Regions from separate parts of the Mus musculus genome. Here region 2 is linked to region 1. A link is a loop called in an ENCODE intact Hi-C map of the cell type or tissue named here. Cell type or tissue: left cerebral cortex. All regions are shown on one strand. Links, peaks and the distances in the headings refer to the core of each region. The heading gives the core; the rest is flanking DNA. Region 1 holds the start of Gm41263 (a long non-coding RNA gene). Region 2 overlaps Egflam (EGF-like, fibronectin type III and laminin G domains).

Region 1 (10,147 bases), core at 1,291-9,290:
CATTTAGATTCTCTGTTTCCCACCGTGTTAAATGATGCTTCCCAATTTGCTGAAGTGGTTCACACACATCATCCCATTTTCAACTCACATTCACAATAAATAAATCTTCACAGAGCACTGAAAGGCAGAGCTTAAGGCTCCCAGCCTTGACACTCAAGCTCCAAAGCCCTGTATTTTTCCTTGTTCACCTGAGCTAGGGTTCCGGCCAGCCAAGCACCATGGCTCACTTAGCCTTTCCTCAGTGCAAACACACAGTGTGAGCCATGCAGACTTTTCACATCTTTTGTGAAGGTATGAAATAACAGATTATCTGTGATTCCCCTTTCACCAAAATCAAAGAGAAATAACCGTTCCATCCCTTTGGCTTGGAGGATATGGACAGTCATGTTCTCAATTTCACAGTTCATTGCATGTACATTTATTAGATTAGCACTGGCTTAGAAACGCACCATGGAACCGCCCAATAACTTGGCAGTCACTTTTTGATTGCTTTTTGGAATTGTGCTGTCTTGTTCTCCTGAGATTCTGACCAAGGTTTAGTGGCTTAAAACTGAAACGCCACAGACATAAATTGAATGCAACCCAGGCAAGGCTGGGTTATTACTTTTTTCCATCTGATTGCTATTTTCACTGCTGTGGCAGGAATTGCTGTTATGGAAGCAGACACCCCCGCCCCAAGCTGGGAGACTAATGATAGCACACGTAGCCTGCTCTGATTTAAAGGGAGATTCATTTGCTAGTCAATATCTGGCCCTAAACACTCACACGTGCTTATACACACCCACACACACTATATATACATATATATATATGCAGAATTTTCTTTCCAGATAGTATGTGCCCTACTCTGAAAGTTCTTGGGATAAAGAGAATCCATGCTATTGTTTGATAGCATATATATATATATATATATATATATATATATATATATGTATATAGCACAAATATGTTAGCCCATCTTTTATTTGGCTAAAAATTAATTGTTCCATGGCTATGTATATGTGGTGTTATCTGAAGGCTACTGGAAAGTTCCAGGCATAAACATAGTTCTCTGAACCACATTGCTGTTGATTTGCTAAATTACACTAATAGACAATCATTTTTTTCCTGCCTAGCTCTAAAAATCATGTGTTCATAAAAGGTTTAACATAGAGAGTCTGTTTACTTGGTCTTAGCCACACAGACCCTTTGTCAGGCCCTGTCTCTGGTGACTGTGCTCTCTCCTAACCTTTCCCTTTTCCCAACCTCATTCCCTTTTATCTCAGTAACCACACTAACCTTGGTAGTGAGAAAGCCACTAAGAGCTCCCACACTGTAACTTACCAAGATCCAGCATAATGTTCTAAAAGGCAAGAACTACAGTGGAATGAATTGTGTGGAGCCTAGACGCCCAGAATCTGCAGTGTAAGGTATAAAAACAATCCGTAACAGTTAGCCATTACGCAATAGCAGATGTTTGTTTCTTGAAACAGGTGGAGGGATCTGGAGAGAGATGAGGAGGAGGAGGAGAGGTGGAGGGGGCAGGGAGGGAGAGAGGGAAAGAGAGTGAGGGGGTAGAGATGGAGAGGAGACTATGAGTTCCCTGGATGGAGAAACACCAGTCTCCGCATTACAGCCTCCTGGATTTCCTAATGGGACTCTGTCCTTCCCTTGATGACAGGGACTCATTTTCCAACTCCCCCCCCCCCCCTCCACTGCTCCTTCTTACCACCAGCTTCCCTGTCTCCTTTCTCTCCTCCCCCTCCTTTCCCTGTTCGTGCTCTCTCTGTTTTCTGCTTCTTTTCATCTCATCTTGCTTTCCTATGTGACAGAAAAAGATAAGCCTAGACTCTTGATAAAAATGAATGCCTTCCTCCTCTTTCCCTCACGGACTTAGACTGTACCCATATTCAAAGTCTTCTGTCCTCATCACCCAGATTGGTTTAGGTTGGAAATGGAGATGTGCTTGTGCAAGCTTGGGTATGGAGTTGTTGACAGGACTCATCGGTTATCCACATATCTTACAGTGCTCCATCTTAGGGAAAAATTAAATGAAAAGAAACAAGCATTATAAATTTTGAAAGGATACTCCTGTGTAATAATTGATTTCTACAGGCTAACAGCCGCAAATTCAGTGCAGAGTCATTTATTTTGGCCACAGAATTTTGGGTCAGTTTTGGTTAATGCAAGCTGGGCTGAAGCTCTACTGAAGAAAACAGGTTTTCGTTCTAATCTGTGATTCTTTTAAAAAGAATCTTTGCATATGTAGGAGAGACTCCTGGAGTCCGATGATCTTAGAGTTGCTATTGCTCTAACATGGTGTGAAACACCGTGAACGAAGTGACTTGGGGGAGTGAAGGGTTTCTTCACTTACGTTTCCATATCACATTTCATCACCAGAGGAAGTGAGGACGGGAACTCAGATGTGGCAGGGACTTGGAGGCAGGAGCTGATGCAGAGGCCACTTTGCTAGCTTGTCTCTCACATTTCCAGCATCTTCTCTTTACCTCAGCTTCCTAGACAACAAAGAAGCAATCAAAGTCAAAACTGCTCACTTTTTTTCACTACTCCACCCACCAGCATCCAGCACTTCCTGCAGCAGTGCCAATGGCTGATGGGAGTATCCACAGCTCAGAAAACCTACAAAGGCAAAGTAATGGGAACAACAAACAATCCTGAGAGCCCAGGGATGCTTGTTACTGCATCTGATGTAGTGAAAACTGACTAGTAATGGTTTTTTTCCTTTGGTTTATTGGGTTAATAAGTAGAGTGAAGACAGTTATCATTTGAAAAATTCACAGCCAAGTTATAAAACTTGTTGTCTAGATCAGACCTTGGATTTGTTACTGGGCAACTTTCCCCTCTGGGCCTCATCTTTGTTATTTTTAGCTTGAAACTAACAACATGTCATGGGTGCTTCTTAGAGTTCTTATTTTCACAGTATAACTAAGAACATTGCTGCCACATTTCCCTCTCTTGCTGTTGAGCTCCCAGTTGAGGAATTGTCTTTATCAGGTTGGCCTATGGGAGTATCAGTTAGGAAATGTCTTCAGTGCTTTATGGATGTGGGACATGCCACCCCAAATGATTGGTGGCACCTCCCAAAAGAAGACCATTCCTCCTTTGCTGCTGTGGCATTCCCTCGAGCTGCTGAGTTAATTTACCAACTGCTGCTTTGATTCCTTTGCTGATATTAGAACCCACATCTGATGTGGACCAAGAACCAGCAGGTCTCTGGGAATCCTCCAGGCCTGTGGTACCAGCCTGGGACTGCCGAGAAACCCCACCTCATCAGCTATGAGACTAGTGGGTTCTCAGCTTCTATAGTGTGAGGTAGTAAGTTGGGACTATTTTGATCAGCTTGCATAAGCTGATTCAAATTTTCTATGGGTTTTATTTGTCTAAAGAATACTAATACACATGGCACCCACCATTTCACAACAACCTACTGAAGTAGCTAATGATTTTCTTACATACTTAGAATTCGTGGTCTTCCAAGATTAAGCAATCTACCCATGGTCGCATGACAAAGAAGAGAAGACACAAGCCAGGTGTGGTAGTATAGTGGTAAACAGCTGCAATTTAGGAAGGGTTGAAATGAATTTGAGATGATCCTAGGCTATACAGCAAGGTCTGAAATAGCCTGGTCTACGTAACAAGACCCTAACTCTGAAACTAACTCAGAAACTAAGGGCTGAAGATGTAGCCCAGGTTAGAGTGCTTCCTAGCCTGTGCAAAATCCTGGATTCTCAATATTCAGTGCCACTAGCAACACCAACAGTGATGATGGATAGTAGTGAGTTAAGTCAGAGTTTTTGGGCAACACACAGTTAGGAAAGAAAGAAAGTGGTAGCCAAGTTTATCTTAAATCCCAACCTACACATTATATGAAGGAATACCTTTAGCATTAATAATTCTTACTTAGAATAACACAGTATCATCAAGCATAAGTGAGAGCTATACTTTGTTTTTTCATTGGGAAAAAAGACATACAGAGAGAGAGAGAGAGAGAGAGAGAGAGAGAGGCTCAGTAGGCCAGAGTAATTGCTCTGCAAGCATGAACATTGGAGGAGCTGAATTCTAATACCCAGCAACCACGTAAAGATCCGAGAATGCCCACATGCACACAACAACTCCATCATAGTGGGATAGAGATAGGATGATCCAGAGAGGTGGCTGGTCAGCCAGACTAACTGAATGGTAAGCTTCCAGGTCAGTGGGACCCTCTCTTAAAGCAGGAAGGCAGGGAACAATAGAAGACACCCAGTGTCTTGTCCCGGTGTCTGTAAAGGCACACATAGACACAAACACCCACCCACTTATATGTATGCACCCCCCCCCCACACACACACACAATTTTTTTGTTCTTTTTTTCTTTTTATTTAAAGAAACAGTTCTATTGTCTTTTGCCACCAGATGGCGATCAAAGCTAACAAGCTCTAACAAGCTCCAGGCTCCAACCCTGACACAGCTTAAATATTGTGCTAAACAGACCTTCCATTCTCCCAAATCAGGGGGTCCAAGCTAGAAGATCTACTTTTAAAAAAGATCAGCATCCACTTGAGTTCCAGGTACTAGGACCTCTAATCGAACTGATTTTTCCCCCCAAAATCAGGTGAATTTACCCAGAACACTTAAACTCAACTCTTCTGTTCTTATGAATTTCAGAGACTTCCAGGCCGTAAATACACTCATGCTCACAGTTAGTCAAGAAGCATAGATCTGGAGGACGTGGCTCAGGTGATAGACCGCTTGCATAAGGAGAGGAGGAAGCCCTGTGTTCGATTCCTAGCACTGCAAGATGGAGTAGGTCTGTTGTTGCGCACCTGTCATCTCTGCACCTGTGAGGACCAGACGACGTTCCAGGTCATCCTCAGACGTTCCAGGTCATCCTCAGACGTTCAAGGTCATCCCCAGCTACGGAGAAAATTGGGCTAAGCCGAGGCTACACAAGACCGTCCTTTAAAAATTAAAATTTTAGTATAAAGTCTGCCATTCCGGTTTTTAAATCGATACTTCTGAGCTTACTGCTAGGTGAAAAATTATTGGAGCCCTTAAGAAATGCAGAAAGTCAGGGCCTGCTGTTGACCCACTGGGCCGTAATCTGCATTTGCATCCTTCTCCCAGGTGATTGGTTTCATATTAGAATTTGAGAAGCACAAAAGAGCCACCGCTGGCAAATTGTTAAAAATACTTCCACATACAGCCACACTCATAGAAGCAAAGCATGGATAGTGGCTTCCCGGCTGTAGGAGAGCAGCCTGGGGGGTTACTAACCAGACAAGCTTTCTTAGAGCAAGTTCGGTAAGCCTTCTAGTCTTGTTGTACAGCATCAACCCTGTCAGTGACAGTTTTTAGAGGAATCTGAGTGATTTCCTTCTGAGCAGAGTAGAATTTCAGCCCTCTAGCATTTGGGACTAAGAGCTGACTTAATCTGTACTTTACCCAGGGGCTCTGACTATTGCTGGCCCACACTACGCATGCTTGGCAGGCGCTTCTGCACATTCCTCCTCTCCCCACCACTTCCCACATTCTTCTCTCAAACGCTTTTTTCGTCCCATCTCTCATTCATACAATTCTATATGATTTGTGAACTCATACAACCACTGTCACCCACATACATAATATTTGTTTAATCGGGACAATAACTTACCTTAAAAATGTGTCTGCAAAAATTATTCTTCGATTTTTTTTCAGCTGCTTGGAATATTTATGACTATCCATTAGCCCTGGTAAGGTAATCAGGAGTTGGTTATATTCCCAATCCCGAGATAAACACACAGCCCCTCATAAACTCAGGCTCCAGATAGCACAAGACGAAGCAGTCCCACATCCCTGTGTTCTCTGCAACATTCACAGCAGTGCGGGGCAGCTGGTGTTTGTCTTAAAACGTCTCGGCATTTGTTTATTAAATAACGAGAAAATATTCCTGATGATCTCTGCTTTGATGCTCATCTTGTTCTCACTAAGCCCTTTTCTGTCTGGGGAATTAGGTTAAGTCTTACTGGAAAGCTGAGCTGCTCTGGCTAACCTTCCCTCGGAGCTGGAGAGTAACCTGGGGTTTGGGCGCCTCCAACAGAGTCAAATGTCTGCTAAAAGAAGGCGTGGAGGAGAAAAGGAGGATCATGGGCAATTGGGGGGGGGTGTTAGGGAGAAGGAAGAAAGAAAAATAAAGAAGAGAGAGAGAGACAGAGACAGAGAGAAACAGAGACAGAGAGACAGAGGGACAGAGACACACACAGGGAATACACTGACAGCTCAGAGTAATCCTAACAGCTCTAATTGGTGATGGTATTCTGGAGCTCAGTCTGGTAGCTGTATTTGCCACCAAACCAGGCATTCTGAGTCCATCCCCAGAACAGGTGGAAGGAGAGGACAGGCACCCACAAATTGTCCTTTGACCCCCCACAGGCACAGTGAGTGATACATGCATAAGCACACGTACAATACATGAGTACAAACTCATTGAAATTCAACAGTTTTTCTTCTCATACAGAAGTAGATGAAGGCTTCCCTCCATGACCCCTAAGCTGCCTTTCCCACGTGCCCAGATTCTCTGTTTTATCTCCCACCAGTCCTTCTGCTGGCCACATCTCTGAGACTTTGCTCTGCTCTGCATTTATCAGCATGGCTCCCTTGCTCCTCCAGCCCCTCCCCCTTTACCCTCACCCTGCTTTATTTTCCTTTACAGTGCTTATCACTCTCTGATATCCATTTCTTTCATTGTCTGACTCACTGGATTAGAAAATCCGTCCTAGGAGAATAGGGCCAGTGGCTGGTCCTTAGGGAAGACGGATAACCCCTGTGGAGGGGATGCAGGGTTTGCTATGGGCTGGGCTCCCAGGGCAACCTGATTAGTCCTCAACATAACCCTATAAAGCAGGCTTTTACAGAGGACGTGGAGTCACACAGGACCAGATTCTTCTTTGCAGAATTCTTCTCAGACTATCCATTCATCAGTCTTTCTCCAAAACTTGTTGTTGAATAGGTGCCAGCTCTCTGGTCAAACCCACACCACTGTATGTTTCTATATGGAAAGCTGTAATGGCCACAGCCATACTCAGTTGTTTCAGTTTTGTTTATAGCTGCTTTTGTGTTAGAGTTGAGCAGTTGTGCCACTCCCTGGGCCAAGCATGTTCAAACTGCCACAGAAGGCATGAGTTACTTATCTGTTGTTATAAAAAAAAAATACCCAACAGGAGCCACTAGAAGGTAAAGAGAGTATTTGGAGTCACAGTCTTTGAAAGGATGTGGGCCATTGCGGCAGAAAGGAGTGGTGGCAAAATTCGAGGGTGCTGGTTCTGGTGGTCTGTATTCAGGAAGGAGGGGGGGGTAAATACCAGTGTTCAGCTCTTTCTCACCTTTTTGTTCAACCCAAGGCCCCAGTTTATGGCACAATCTTATTCACATTCAGAGTGGGGTTTTCATCCTCACTGAAACCTCTCTGGAAATGTCATCCTCAAAGACACACCCAGAGATGTCTCCTAAGTTAGTCTAAATCCAGGAAAGTTTGTTTGAAGGGTAGTCGTTGGAGTGACAGCATGAGAACAAAATAAAACCCCTGGGGGGTGGGGGGATATGCAGGTGAAGGTGCAAAAAAATACTGGGCTGGTCATGTCTTTCCTGTGCAATGAGAGAAGCACAGAGAAAAGAATTCCAATTCTAGATGCAGTAATTCTAGGTGTTGATGTAGTGCCGTTCTCCTCCCTGTCCCCCAATAGCTGTGTGATTTCAGGTTAGCATGCATGATGCTAATGATAATAACATAGGCTGTGATAATTGCTTTTATTCAGTGTCAGGCTCCATTCTTGGGATTATACTAGACCCTCAGTGTTTGATGCTCTGCTTTGGTCTGTTGGGTTTTCCATAAGCGTTCACATTCTTCCCTTGCAAGAACAGACGTAGGTAGGTACGGCCATAGGACCTACTCTAGTCAAAGCATTGTTGGAGGATGTGCTGGGTGTAGATCCTGCTCAACTTTACCTGTGCACACATCCCACGGTTTTCTCCTGCGTTCCCCCCCACAACTATAATAACCAAAAATGTTCTAGAAAGTGGGTACTGCTCTGCTGGGCCTCAGAGATGAACAATGCATAAACACTGTCACGGTTTGTTTTAAATGCTGATTTTCCATAACCTAGAGCCAGCTGGAAAGAGAACCCAACTGAGGAATTGTCTCCATCAAAGTGGCCTGTGGGTGTGCCCATCAGGGATTGTCTTGATTGTCAATTGTTGTAAGAAGAACCTGCCCATTGCTGGCATTGTGAAACTCTGCAAGGGTAGAGAAAGCTAAGTGACTAGGTGGCAAGTAAAGAAAGGTTTGTCTTTGTTCTTGACCATGGGTGCTTTGAAGAGCTGCTTGACCTCTGGACTTGACTCCTTGCCATACAGGAGGTACTGTAACCTGAACTGGAAGCCATCTCTTCCCTACGCTGCTTTTCAACAGAGCAACAGAAATGAAAAGAGAATAAATGCCCACCCTCCTGGAGCATGAACAGTAAATAATGTATAAAAAGCCCCTGGGCTACTTGATGCTGAAGCAGCATCTATCCCACCATAATGAATAAAGCGTCCCTAAGGTGAAGGCTCTAGAGTCTTAGGAGCACAAGGACCTCAGATGCTCCTCGGGAGCAGCATCTTCATTGTCTTGCATCAGGACGTTACTCTGTGATATGAAGAGGAGGAAGTGATATGTATCTGATGTCAGCCATGTCTAAGGTACTTAGGTTGCCATGGGGAGGACAGGAGAGGAACAAGGCTCTTGCTGAGTCACCTTGTTATTTCAGCTAGAGTCAGAATCATTCTAATACCCCCCCCACACACACACACACCCAAATATCTGCTCTGTGGCCACTTTAAAATTCTGTCCCTGCTCATCACCTTGGATGAAGGTTCCAAAGGCACTTATTGAAGTGCCCATGCACAGGCATGCCTGCAGGCACTTGAATTTAGAAAGAGGGTATAATAAATTACTAGACATTATAAATATAGAGCTCTCTTCCCTGGAAGGTAAATGACTGGGCCTAAGAGAGATACATTTTGAAACGGGTTTCAGGAAAAGGCTTAGCTCTGGATATCCCTTAAAAATAGAAGCTAAAATGGCTAGCGTTCAAAGAGCCTCATGGGAAGAAAGACTAAAAGGGGAAAAAAAAGAAAGAAGAGAGAAAACAAACAAAGTCGTATCTGCAGTGGGACTTATTTTAATAGTAAACGTAAATGGTCATCTCTTCCTATTTATCCCCCTACCAATGCCGTATCCGGTCTCTATCCATTTATACTGCAGAGAGTATTGTGAAATGGTCCTTTGGTCGTTTTGGCAACTTTTCACTGCATTTAGATTTTTGATGCCTGTGTTTTACAAGTTGGAGATTGTTTTGTATTGTTCTATATTAACGAATTAGTGGTTTTTGGTTTTTGTTTTTGTTTTTTTAAAGATGAGATAGAGGTAACTAACTCCTAAGTGTGGATGACCAGCAAAGATAGCACCAAGCAGCAGCCACACTGGGAATCACAGTGACTAACCACTGAAGAAACTATGTGAAGTGCTGCCACCACTGCCATCAGCAAATCAAAATGCACATTAAGCACCTACTATGTGTAAGGCCCACAGTCTTCTTGTGGAATACCAGCCAGCATACTAGTTCACATGTGAAGGGCCGCCTGGGCACTTTCCATAATGAATGTAACGTGTGTATGTACTTGGGAGTTGTACTGAGTGGGGACCTTCTTGCTTTTCATCTGACCATCTCATCAGTAGAGGGCAACATGCTTTCAAAAGACATGGGCTAAATTTCCTGGGGTTAAGGCAGAGGGAAAGTAGGTAGGTGGGAAGAGATGGGATATGCCTTTAAACTCATAGTGCATAGAGACAAGATTCTTATACTAGAACGGAATAATAAGCCTTGAGAAGTGTCACACTCTCATGCCCTGTTGGGAACAACTGGACGAGGAACAACTTTGGGTTGCCAAAGTCATATATTGGATGATATATTTTAAGGCATCCACATAGCAGCAATTTCGGAAGACAGGAGGGCTTTGTGGGTTAAACGATGGTTCTTCTTCCAGTGTGCATCCTATTGCTTTTGTTATCACCCTCTTAGTGAGTTCAGACTATTATAACAAATTACCATTGACCAAGCCCGCTCAGTCAGTTAACAGGCTCTCCAGC
Region 2 (10,147 bases), core at 718-8,717, 200 kb after region 1:
TTGCTGATTATGCTGAAGATGGTGTACAGCCAATTAAGGGGAGCTGTTCATCTCTGGAGAGTTAGCTACCAAGTCAGCAGTGGTGGCAAAGCACTGGCAAACAGGGTAGCTGGACTTTATATCCCTGGCAGGTGCATGCCCCCTTCCTCCATCCTCCCTGGAAAAGGTACTTTGCACTCATCCAGCATTTTCTAGAAAGACACTGGTAAGACAGGTAGAAGAAAGTGAGCGAGAGCAAGCCCATGTATTCCCATGTCAGATGATGTGCATGACGGTGCCAGAGTAGTTCTTCCAAAAACTCTGCTTGTTTAATAAAAGGACACACACATACACGTGCCACATACATGGGTGTGTGCGCACACAGACACACACATTCTCTCAAACACACATTCTAACATATACACATACTCTCTCACACACATATATTCATACACACAGTACACATACACACATATTCTCTCTCACACTCACACATATATTTTTCGTCATACACAAACACAAAGGTGCTCTACACCACACACACTCTGCCACACACAAACTCTCTCACACATAATCTTCACACAATATACATACACATACTCTCTTACACACATATTCACACACACAGGGTACATACACATATACTCTCTCACACACATAATCTCTCACACACGCACACTCTTTCACACTCTCTCTGTCACATACACTCTCTCTGACACACACAAACATACACTCCCACACACATATCCCACACACAAACACATACTCACACACACTGTCTCTCACACACTCTGTCATATATTCTCTTATAGTTACACATACTCATGTATACTCTCTCACATATCACACTCATCCACACTCTCTCACACATATACACACATACACTCATAAACCCACATACTCACACATTCTCTCTCTCTCTCCCTCCCCCCCCCCCTCTCTCTCTCTCTCTCACACACACACACACACACACACACACACACACACACACACATACACACACACACATCCTGGGTCATGAAGGTGAGCCTGAGGTACTTTTCACTATTAGGTTCTACCTTCTGTCCTGTGGAAGGAGAAACTAGATTCCAGAGCATTTACCAAGGTGCCATGACACTTCCCCTCTTCCTGTCCCAGAGGAGGAGCTTAGCTGCTGAGCTGTTCTGCTGTTTCCAGGCTTGCCTGAATGGCTGAGCTTTGAACCAGGGAGGCAGCAGCACTTAAGCTAATTGGGGTCTCACAATCAGGACGCCTTTAACATAAACACTGGGGGGGGGGGTGCTCGCTATCCATCCATCCTGCTTTAGGGAACTGTAGAGATGGATTAAAAGCAGGAACAATTCCACCATCCCCCTCAGTGGTTACAAAATGTGTCCTTTGATTTATTGTGTCCATCATGTTTGGAAACGTCTTCAGCTCTTCCGGAGGACAAGCCAACAGAAGATGACAACAAAGAAGCGGGTTCTCCCGTTCTGGGAGCTGGTACATTGTGTATTGGTAGACAGTAGGAACGGGGAGGCCCTTCATGATGCTGGGGTCAGCTGTATATCTATGGGTGGGCACCTGGTGACCTGGCTTTGTGATCTCTGTTTAGGGGAGTGCAGCAGTGGGATCTGTGACGAAGCCTCCTGCATCCACGGGGGCACCTGCGCAGCCATCAAGGCCGACTCCTACATCTGCCTCTGTCCCCTTGGGTTCAGAGGTCGACACTGTGAAGATGGTGAGAGGGTGGCCCTGGTTGTGTATTGATGCATGTGGACGTGACTCTCCATAGATGCCTGTTTAGCCACATCCAGGTTGCGTTGCCGGGAGGAATGGGAGAATATCAGAAGACCAGAGTTTTAAACTAATCACAGGCATATTCCTTTTAATATCCCAACCATGGGCTGGCTCCTCTGGCCTTCCTGTAGCACTTAGAAAGCCTGCACTGGTAGGGTTTTTACAGGACTGGCTCCAGTGAACTACAAGTTCATGCTCTTTATAATATCTGACGGTTTCTGAGAAAATATTGGGAAAGTGTACACACAAATCAATAATGTGATAAGACAAATCTGCTCTTATTTTTATCTCTTTGCTCTGATCTGATGACTGATCCTATCTTTTATGTTGTATTATGCAAATACACACATGTGTGCATACATATTTGTACATATATGTGTAATGTACAACCACCACAATGTGTACAGATGAACATTCAGCAATAATAACTGAAAGTTTTAAAGATCTGGGGGTAAAATAAACATGAAGGCTAGAAGCTACTTTAATTTTTCCAAAATTCAAAAACTAAAAGCGAAAGAGAATAAAATTAGAACTATGATTATAAAAAGCAATCAATTTTATCCATAAATGATTCAGGTTTGAAACTGAGTTGCTACCCCGGGGAAAAATATTTATGCTATCTCCTCAAATCTCATGTCAGTGGAAGAGTGTAGCTGAGCCAGGGCTGGCTTCGGACATCTTGGTTTTGTATAAGCTCACATAGGGAGGGGTTGATTCTTGTTCAGGCTACATCACTTCCGGTCATTAGTGCTAGAGGTTGTTCTGCTCCATAAAGTCACGTAGGGAGCAGCGTGTCCACCCCGAGAGTCCCCCTCTGAGTCTTTTATCTATCTAGCCATCATGTCAGGAGGAGAGAGAGCCCCAGGGAAGGGAGGAAGTTTTAGGGGCCAGACATGAGGTGCCATATGATAATCTACCCACAGTGCACTGGCAAAACTCAGCCATACCAGCCATACCCACAGGGCAACTAGGAGATGTAGGTAATCCCCTGTGCAGGAGGGAAATATCCCAGCGCCATGCAGGGCACTCGCTGGTCTCAGCCACCCAGGGCTTTCTAACACTTTGTTTGTCTCTGTAGCTTTTGCCCTGACCATCCCTCAGTTCAGAGAGTCGCTGAGGTCCTATGCTGCCACACCCTGGCCCCTGGAGCCTCAGCATTATCTTTCTTTCACCGAGTTCGAGATCACCTTTCGGCCAGACTCGGGGGATGGTGTCCTTTTGTACAGCTACGACACGGGCAGCAAGGACTTCCTCTCCATCAATATGGCTGCGGGCCACGTGGAATTCCGCTTCGACTGTGGTTCTGGGACGGGAGTTCTCAGGTGAGGGCCAAGGCCTTGTACAACTTCCTCCCCTCCAAACCACAGCCACCACTGTGACCACTAAATGGCCAACCGCCATCCTCTTCCTGTTTTCTCTTTGCTAGTGTTCTGTGAAAGCCTGTGCTGCTTCTGAACTATGCCAGATGATCTCCCCCCCTCCCCCTCTCTCCCCCTCTCTCTCCCTTCTTCCCTCTCTTCCTTTTCCCCCTTCCCTCTCCCTCCTTTCCTCCCTCTCCCTCCCTCCCCCTTCCCTCTCCCTCCTTCCTTCTCTCTCTCCCTCCTCCCCTCACTTCCTCCCTCTCCTTCCACCCTCTTTCCTCCTCTCTCTCCTCCCCTCCTCTCTTCCTTCCTTCCTTTCACCAAATACTTATCAAACAGGTATTAATTCCTAGCTTCTGTTTAATGGAAAATGACCTTGCTTCCTGTGGGGGCTACAATAACCCATTCCCACCTTTCACAGAGAAGCATATGTTGGGCACATTTCCTTCCCAACTTTGTGTTTTTTTTTAATAACCCACTATATCGGGTTAGTGTTTGTAGATAGGAGACCGTCCACTATAGCACAGGAATCCTCCCAGTGCCCACATCCTACAAAGAGTGTAGGAACTCTGTTCTCCCTCCTCCAGCCACTCCCAACTGCCAATAGCTCCTTGATGAGGCTCGGGACCTAGGTTTCAACCTCCATCTCTTCGCCAGGACTTTGCCTGGCTCAGTCTTGGGCTGGTAACTGCAGCTGCTACGAGTTCACCTTTGCCATAGCTGCATGGCATCCAGAAGACAGAATGCTACAGCACTCCTACCTCTGCTCTTACAGTCTGCCCGTCTCCGCTTCTTTACTAATCCCTGAGCCTTGGTAGCAGGGGTAGACGGTGGGGGTGGGAAATACACAGTTGTCCAGTTTAGACTAATCAGTGTCTTCTTCTCCGCACTTTGACTGCGTATGCATCTTTCCCTTTACTACTGCATACTGCAAAAGGAAGTTTGTCTGAGCCGTGTTGAGAACAGCCCAGGGCTCTGGATAGCTGCATAAATGTTTAGGACTCAGTTTGTCAGCATGGTCCCTCACTATGTGACTACTTTTAACTTTCAAGCTCAAGGGCCCCTAGTCTAATACAGAGGTCAGTGCTGCTATGTGTATCTAATGCTTCCTTCAAAGTGCCTGGATGCTCTGCTTAAGCCCTGGCGTGGGCTCTCTGTCTGTTGTTATTTCCAAGGAAACTGCGGCTGTAGCTTAGTGGTATTCATTTTGCCAGCCTGTCATTTTTAGAAGGCGTGTGTGGGGGAGGGAGATGTTACCATGATCCATTGCCTTAAACTGCTGACTATTTTCATGGCTGATGGGAAATGCTGTCTCTATTAAGTTTCCACTGTTTGTCAAAGGATTTTTTTTTTCTTTTTTGTCCTTGTGGCTGAGTTTCCACACCAGTTGACACCTCCCAACCCAGGGAAGGGATGGGACAAACATTTTTGTCCCTCTAGTTATGTAAAACATTTTATATCTCAAGACAACTTTTGTGGGTATTTAATTGATTCAATTTACATATGATTATGCAAAACAGCCCAAGCATTTCACTCAGAACTATACGTCAAGCTTAGAGAGGAAGACACCATGATAATCACCTTGTACTCTGAGTCACCCTTTCAAGAGAAAGGGTGACCTGAAGATCTGGAGGCACAGGCACGCCTCCCACTGCTTTCAGAACTCCTCCCACCGGCCTCTCTGCAGCCACAGATCCCACTTTGGGGACACGGGCAGCTAGGCCCGAAGCTCTCAGCATTTCTATTTCATAAGTTAATGCCAATTTTCTATCAGAACGATTTTAGGTTGTTTTGTTTTTATTATTATTATTGTTTATTATTATTATTATTATTATTATTATTATTACAGTGTGAGGTATTCTTTTCCTACCTGTTGGGGAAGGTGACTAGAGAAAGAGTCCTTGAATCCTAACTGAACATAAGACAAAGGTTACCAGAGACTAAACCACCATCGGCCTCCCCTTCCCACATCTGTCTCATTTGCAACCTGGCAGCAGGGATCTCTGTTAGCATTTCCCATGCGTCTTGGGAAGTTATTTATTTTGAAAACTGTTTCAAAGAATCCCCACTTAATTAAGAAAATTAGGGGAAAGCCTGGACAGTAGGAAGCGGTGGAATGGGCCAAGTCGTTTTAATTTTAGGAAAAGGATATTGTGGTCGAAATCATTACGGCTTGACTCAAACATCAAGGCGATTGGAATGAGCTCTCGATGGCTGTGATCGATATACTGTGCAGAAGAAGGTATCGGATTGACAGCCAGTGACCTCTGCAGGACGGAGACATGACTAGTACGCTGTTCGTCATTATGGAAATAGACCACTTAAAAAGGCCTGCTTGTTTCTTTATTGCATATTGATTTAGCCAAGGTGATTAAATTCTAATTGCTAAGGACAAATCACAAAAGCATTTGCCTGAGCAGAGGAATCAAATTAGAGGGTGCTGACCCTTTAATAATCACGCCATTGGTATTCCTCATAGTTTTCTAAAGATGATACAGGACCAAAAAGCAATCGGGAGGTTCAGTGAAGGCCAGGAGCCAGGCATTGTTAGAAATAGAAACACAATAATTGCATTCTCTCTGCACACCTCACTCCAAACGGCAATGCGAGAAACTCCTGCACGTCACATTTAAGCATCGAGTGCTCCCACCTTGACTTAGTAACTGCGATTTTAAGGTCATTTTAATCCTTTCTGGAATCACCAGTAAACACGCAGCCTGCTTATCCTTGGCAGGATTCTTTGCATGTTGCTCTAACAGACTATTGAAAATGTGAGGAATCTACGAAGAGCAGAAACTCCATGCCTCACATTTATGGAGCCTGTGAAGTTCAAGGTCAAGTGACCCACATCCTGGCCGGGGCCCTCTCTCGTCTCCCCAGGGTGGGAAGCCAGATGAGTCTGAGAACACATTTGCATGGCCGTGTAGGACGGGAGGCACTGAAATCTACACTCATATCCAAAACCCAATCTAGGTGATAATGACGTTCATCCACCCATGAAGCAAAGGCCATACGACCCAATTAGTCACCTCTCAAAGATCCCAACTCTCACACTGGGGATTAAGTTTTTAAGTACATGAAGGATCTTTGGGGGCATTTCTAAACTAGAGCATTTTTTCAATATTCCAATATGAAAATTTTCAAAATAAGACAGACATTGCATATCTGTAATCTCAGCACTCAAGAGATAGAGGCAGACATTACTCTGACTTGGAGGCCAGACTGGTATACACAGCCAAGTTTCAAGCCAGTCAGAGTTCTCTTGTGATACCTTGTTTCAAAGACCAAACAAGATCTTGCTGGCCAGATGGGGTCATCTGGGAAACATGCTTGCTATGTGCCCTAGTGTGCTTTCTACAGCTGTGATAAGACATCACGGTCAAAATCAAGTTGGGGAGGAAAACGTTTATCTGGCTTACTCTTCCGCATCACAGTCATTCATTGAAAGAGGTCAGATAATTTACTCCATCTCCATAAGAACTTGATATCTTTTCTGAAACTGTAAGCCAGGAGAAGCTCTCCATCCATTCAGTAGCTTCGTGTTGGGTATTTGAGCACAGCATCCTGAAAGGTACCTCATGCAGGAGATATATATATATGTGTGTGTGTGTGTGTGTGTGTGTGTGTGTGTAAACTCATGTATATATGGGCATATATGCATATATGTATTTGTGTATATATGCATATATTATATGTGCATGTGTATATATGTATGTGTATGTGTACACACACACACACTCACACACACACACATATATATTACTTGTATATATCAAGCTTAGCAAAGAAGACACCATGATAATCACCTTGCACTTTGAATCACCCTTTCAAGAGAAAGGGTGACCTGAAGATCTGGAGGCACAGGCACGCCTCCCACTGCTTCTTCCGGTGCCTATGGTTGGCATCGATTTCATCACAGCCACGCTGATGAAATGGTGGTATACACCTATGACATGCTGACCCCTGTTAAGAGTCTCCAGGAAAACAGAACCATTCAGGATATAGACAGAGATGGAGAAAAACATTTGTCTGGTGAAACTATCTCCTGTGAATATGGGATTGAGGCATCCCACAGTTTTCTACAGGGAAGCTAAAACCCAAAAAGTCTATGGTGTTGTTCTGCCCCAAGCCCACAGATGTGTCCATGGCACAAGCCTCTGTCTGAGTCTAAAGGACCGAGAACCAAGATACTTGTGAGTAAGTTCTGGCACATGCCTCACGAGTTAGGAGTAATGCTACTGTCCGCGTGCGGGATAAAATGGATGTACAAGCTCCATTCAAAGGGAGAAGGTCCATGCTTTCCTGACTTTTCATTTTGTTTAAACCCACAAAAATGTTGGGTAATGTCCAGCTGCTTTGACGAAGGCTGTCTTCTTCTCTCTGCTCACCAGTTCAGAGGATTACCTCTCAAAAACTCTCATAGAGACACCCAAAATAATTCTATACCAGTCAGCGTGGCTTCTTCATCCAGTCAAGTGGATGCAGAATGTTAACATCACATCTTTCTTCAACAGGAGTGAGGCTCCCCTCACCCTAGGCCAATGGCATGACCTACGTGTGTCTCGCACAGCGAAGAATGGGATCTTACAGGTGGACAAGCAGAAGGTGGTAGAGGGAATGGCAGAGGTAAGAAGGACACACTTGTTCCTCCCAGTGGCTGGTGAGGACCAGGCCATTGTTTTCTACTGATGTTGGTAGACAAGTAGCATGAAAAGGGCTGCCAGATGGCTCAGTGGGCTAAGATGCTTGCCACCAAGGCTGAGTTTGACTTCCAGAATCCATGGAGTAGGAGAGAACTGTCTCCTGCAAGTTGTCCTCTGACCCCCAGACATGTGCTGTAGCACACCGTATATATAAACACATTTGTGTGCATACGCACATGCACACACACACACATACATGCACGCACACACACACACACACACACACACACACAAATTTTTTTAACAGCATCATGTTGCATCTGAGTACATAGGTCCCAGTGCTGAGTTGACATTCCAGTTTTCCTCTAGAAAATGATGTCCATTCTGCCACTACAAACAGCAATGGCAGCAACAGTATTGACTTCACAGGGCTTTTTATTAGCCTGAGTTATACTTCTTCGTTAATACATAGTGTCTTAGTTAGGGTTTTACTGCTGTGAACAGACACTATGACCATGGCAAGTCTTATAAGGACAACACTTGATGGAGCTGGCTTACAGGTTCAGAGGTTCAGTCCATGATCATCAAGGCAGGAACATGGCGGCATCCAGGCAAGCATGGTGCAGGAGGAGCTGAGAGTTCTAGATCATCATATGAAGGCTGCTAGTGGAATGCTGACTTCCAGGCAACTATGATGAGGGTCTTAAAGCCCAAACACACAGTGATCCACCTACTCCAACAAGGCCACACCTCCAAATAGTGCTACTCCCTGGGCCAAACATATTCAACCCATGACACTTAGTGACCAGGGCACTTTTAAGAACTTGCTTTCTGCTCTTTCTACCCTGCCACTCATCAACCTCTGACCTTGTCATCTATATGATGTGATAGCTGAGATCATAGACACAGCAGTGTAGGCATGGCATGTTTGACAAGAACCTGATTCCTGAGCTTCCAAAATCCGGCTTCACCGATCACCAGTGGGGTAAGCTCAAGCTGGTCACCTGACTCCTGAGTTTCGTTTTTTCTGATCGAATCGTTATCCTTAGATCAGTTGAGAGAATCCTGCTGATGACAACACACATCTGAGAGTTGTTGTGAGAGTCAGGAGAATTGTGTAAGCGAACCACAGCAGTACCTAGCACATGGTTGTCTCCATGTTGCTCCATTGCTTACTCTCATCAGTTAATACTGCGCGATTGTAGATGCCGGGGCACTTTTCACTGTAGTTGATTTTATTTCCAGGGTCAAAATCCAAAAGAAAATTTTTTTAAAGAGGAGATGAGGACAATTTGCATGAAACTATAGGCTACCTACCCCCTTCCTTGTCAGCAAGAGGGATGGTTCTTCAAAAGCCAGAATAAAGTTGCTCTCACCCCATTTACTGGACACATTGGGAGTCAAAGTCAGAACTTAGACTCAAAGAATACTCTTCTGTGGACTCCACAGCCTTCTTCCTTTCCTCTAATAGTTTCTGTCAGCTCTGGAGTCAGAGACAAGGGAGAGATGCTTGGAAGTCTGTGATGGTGCATACTCTTGGGCAGCCTGAATCCCCAGCAGCCCCTGTGTTTCCTTCATGACCATGCATTGGAATGAGACCTGTCCGAGGCTATGGTTTGGCTCACTGGTAATGTGCTAGTCTAGGATGGACATGGGCCAGGCCTTAGGCTCCATCCCCAGCATTACAAACAGTAGCAGCTAGGCCCTGGAGGTAATCCTAGAGATAAATGGAGCATGGTCATCTGTGATCATCTGTCTCCTCTTCACCACCTCTGTGATCCCCAATCCATTCTCCTCTCTCTGACTAATGATCATCCTAAAACACCCAGCCCGCCTTTTGCTTCAGACTTGTTGACTTTTGCAAAGTCAGAGTCCTCGCATGACTTCTGAGGCTCTGCACTACCTCGTCCTCCCAACCCTGTCTGCTTCTTATAAACCCCACAGCCCCAACTTCTTCCAATTCCAAAGTTGCCACTCTTCCTTGATCAGCTCTCCCAGTTCGTACATCTAGGATGAGGTAAGAGACCTCCCTGTCCTCAGGCATACTCAAAGGAACCTGGACAGTCCTCATCTGCTCTGATTCCAACTACCCATGGATTTGCCCATGTTTTCCACCGTATATAAGCTCACATGGGACAAGGATTGGGTCTCACCTATCTGTTAATGTCTGTCCGGCATCGACATTGCTTGAGCACAGTAAGTGGGTGCCTAATCATGTTTGTTAAATGGCTTAATGATGCTATTATTTGTACTTATGCTATCACAGACATGATTATCTTTTAAAGTACTTATGTGTGTGAGTATCTGTGTATGTGTGGCTATATGTGCTTCTGTGTATGTGCGCGCACACATGTACCTATGCATGGGGCAGGGGTTCAGAAGAGG

Evidence for each region. Peaks named below come from ENCODE experiments on the same cell type or tissue, not always from the same donor. Only the 100,000 strongest peaks of a DNase experiment are listed, where the experiment ranks them.
Region 2: it touches region 1 in a loop (4-fold over the local background); 3 of 42 quality-filtered maps call a loop at or near these places.

The regions. Positions count from the first base shown.
Region 1 is chr15:7,438,199-7,448,345 of GRCm38, reverse strand. Gm41263 (a long non-coding RNA gene) reads right to left here and starts at 6,045. Exons shown (of 4, transcript XR_875019.1): 1 at 5,633-6,045; 2 at 4,806-4,896; 3 at 2,354-2,495; 4 at 1,495-2,014. Gm41262 (a long non-coding RNA gene) reads left to right here. Exons shown (of 3, transcript XR_001781710.1): 3 at 4,648-4,934. In left cerebral cortex, for the core only: a CTCF peak has its summit at 4,396 (motif pointing right); a DNase peak (open chromatin) is centred at 4,416.
Region 2 is chr15:7,235,335-7,245,481 of GRCm38, reverse strand. It overlaps Egflam (EGF-like, fibronectin type III and laminin G domains), which reads left to right. Exons shown (of 22, transcript NM_178748.6): 13 at 1,574-1,699; 14 at 2,837-3,080; 15 at 7,634-7,745. Among named protein-coding and RNA genes, the nearest start is that of Lifr, 110 kb to the right of the region's middle. In left cerebral cortex, for the core only: no CTCF peak of the experiment used is centred there; a DNase peak (open chromatin) is centred at 4,350.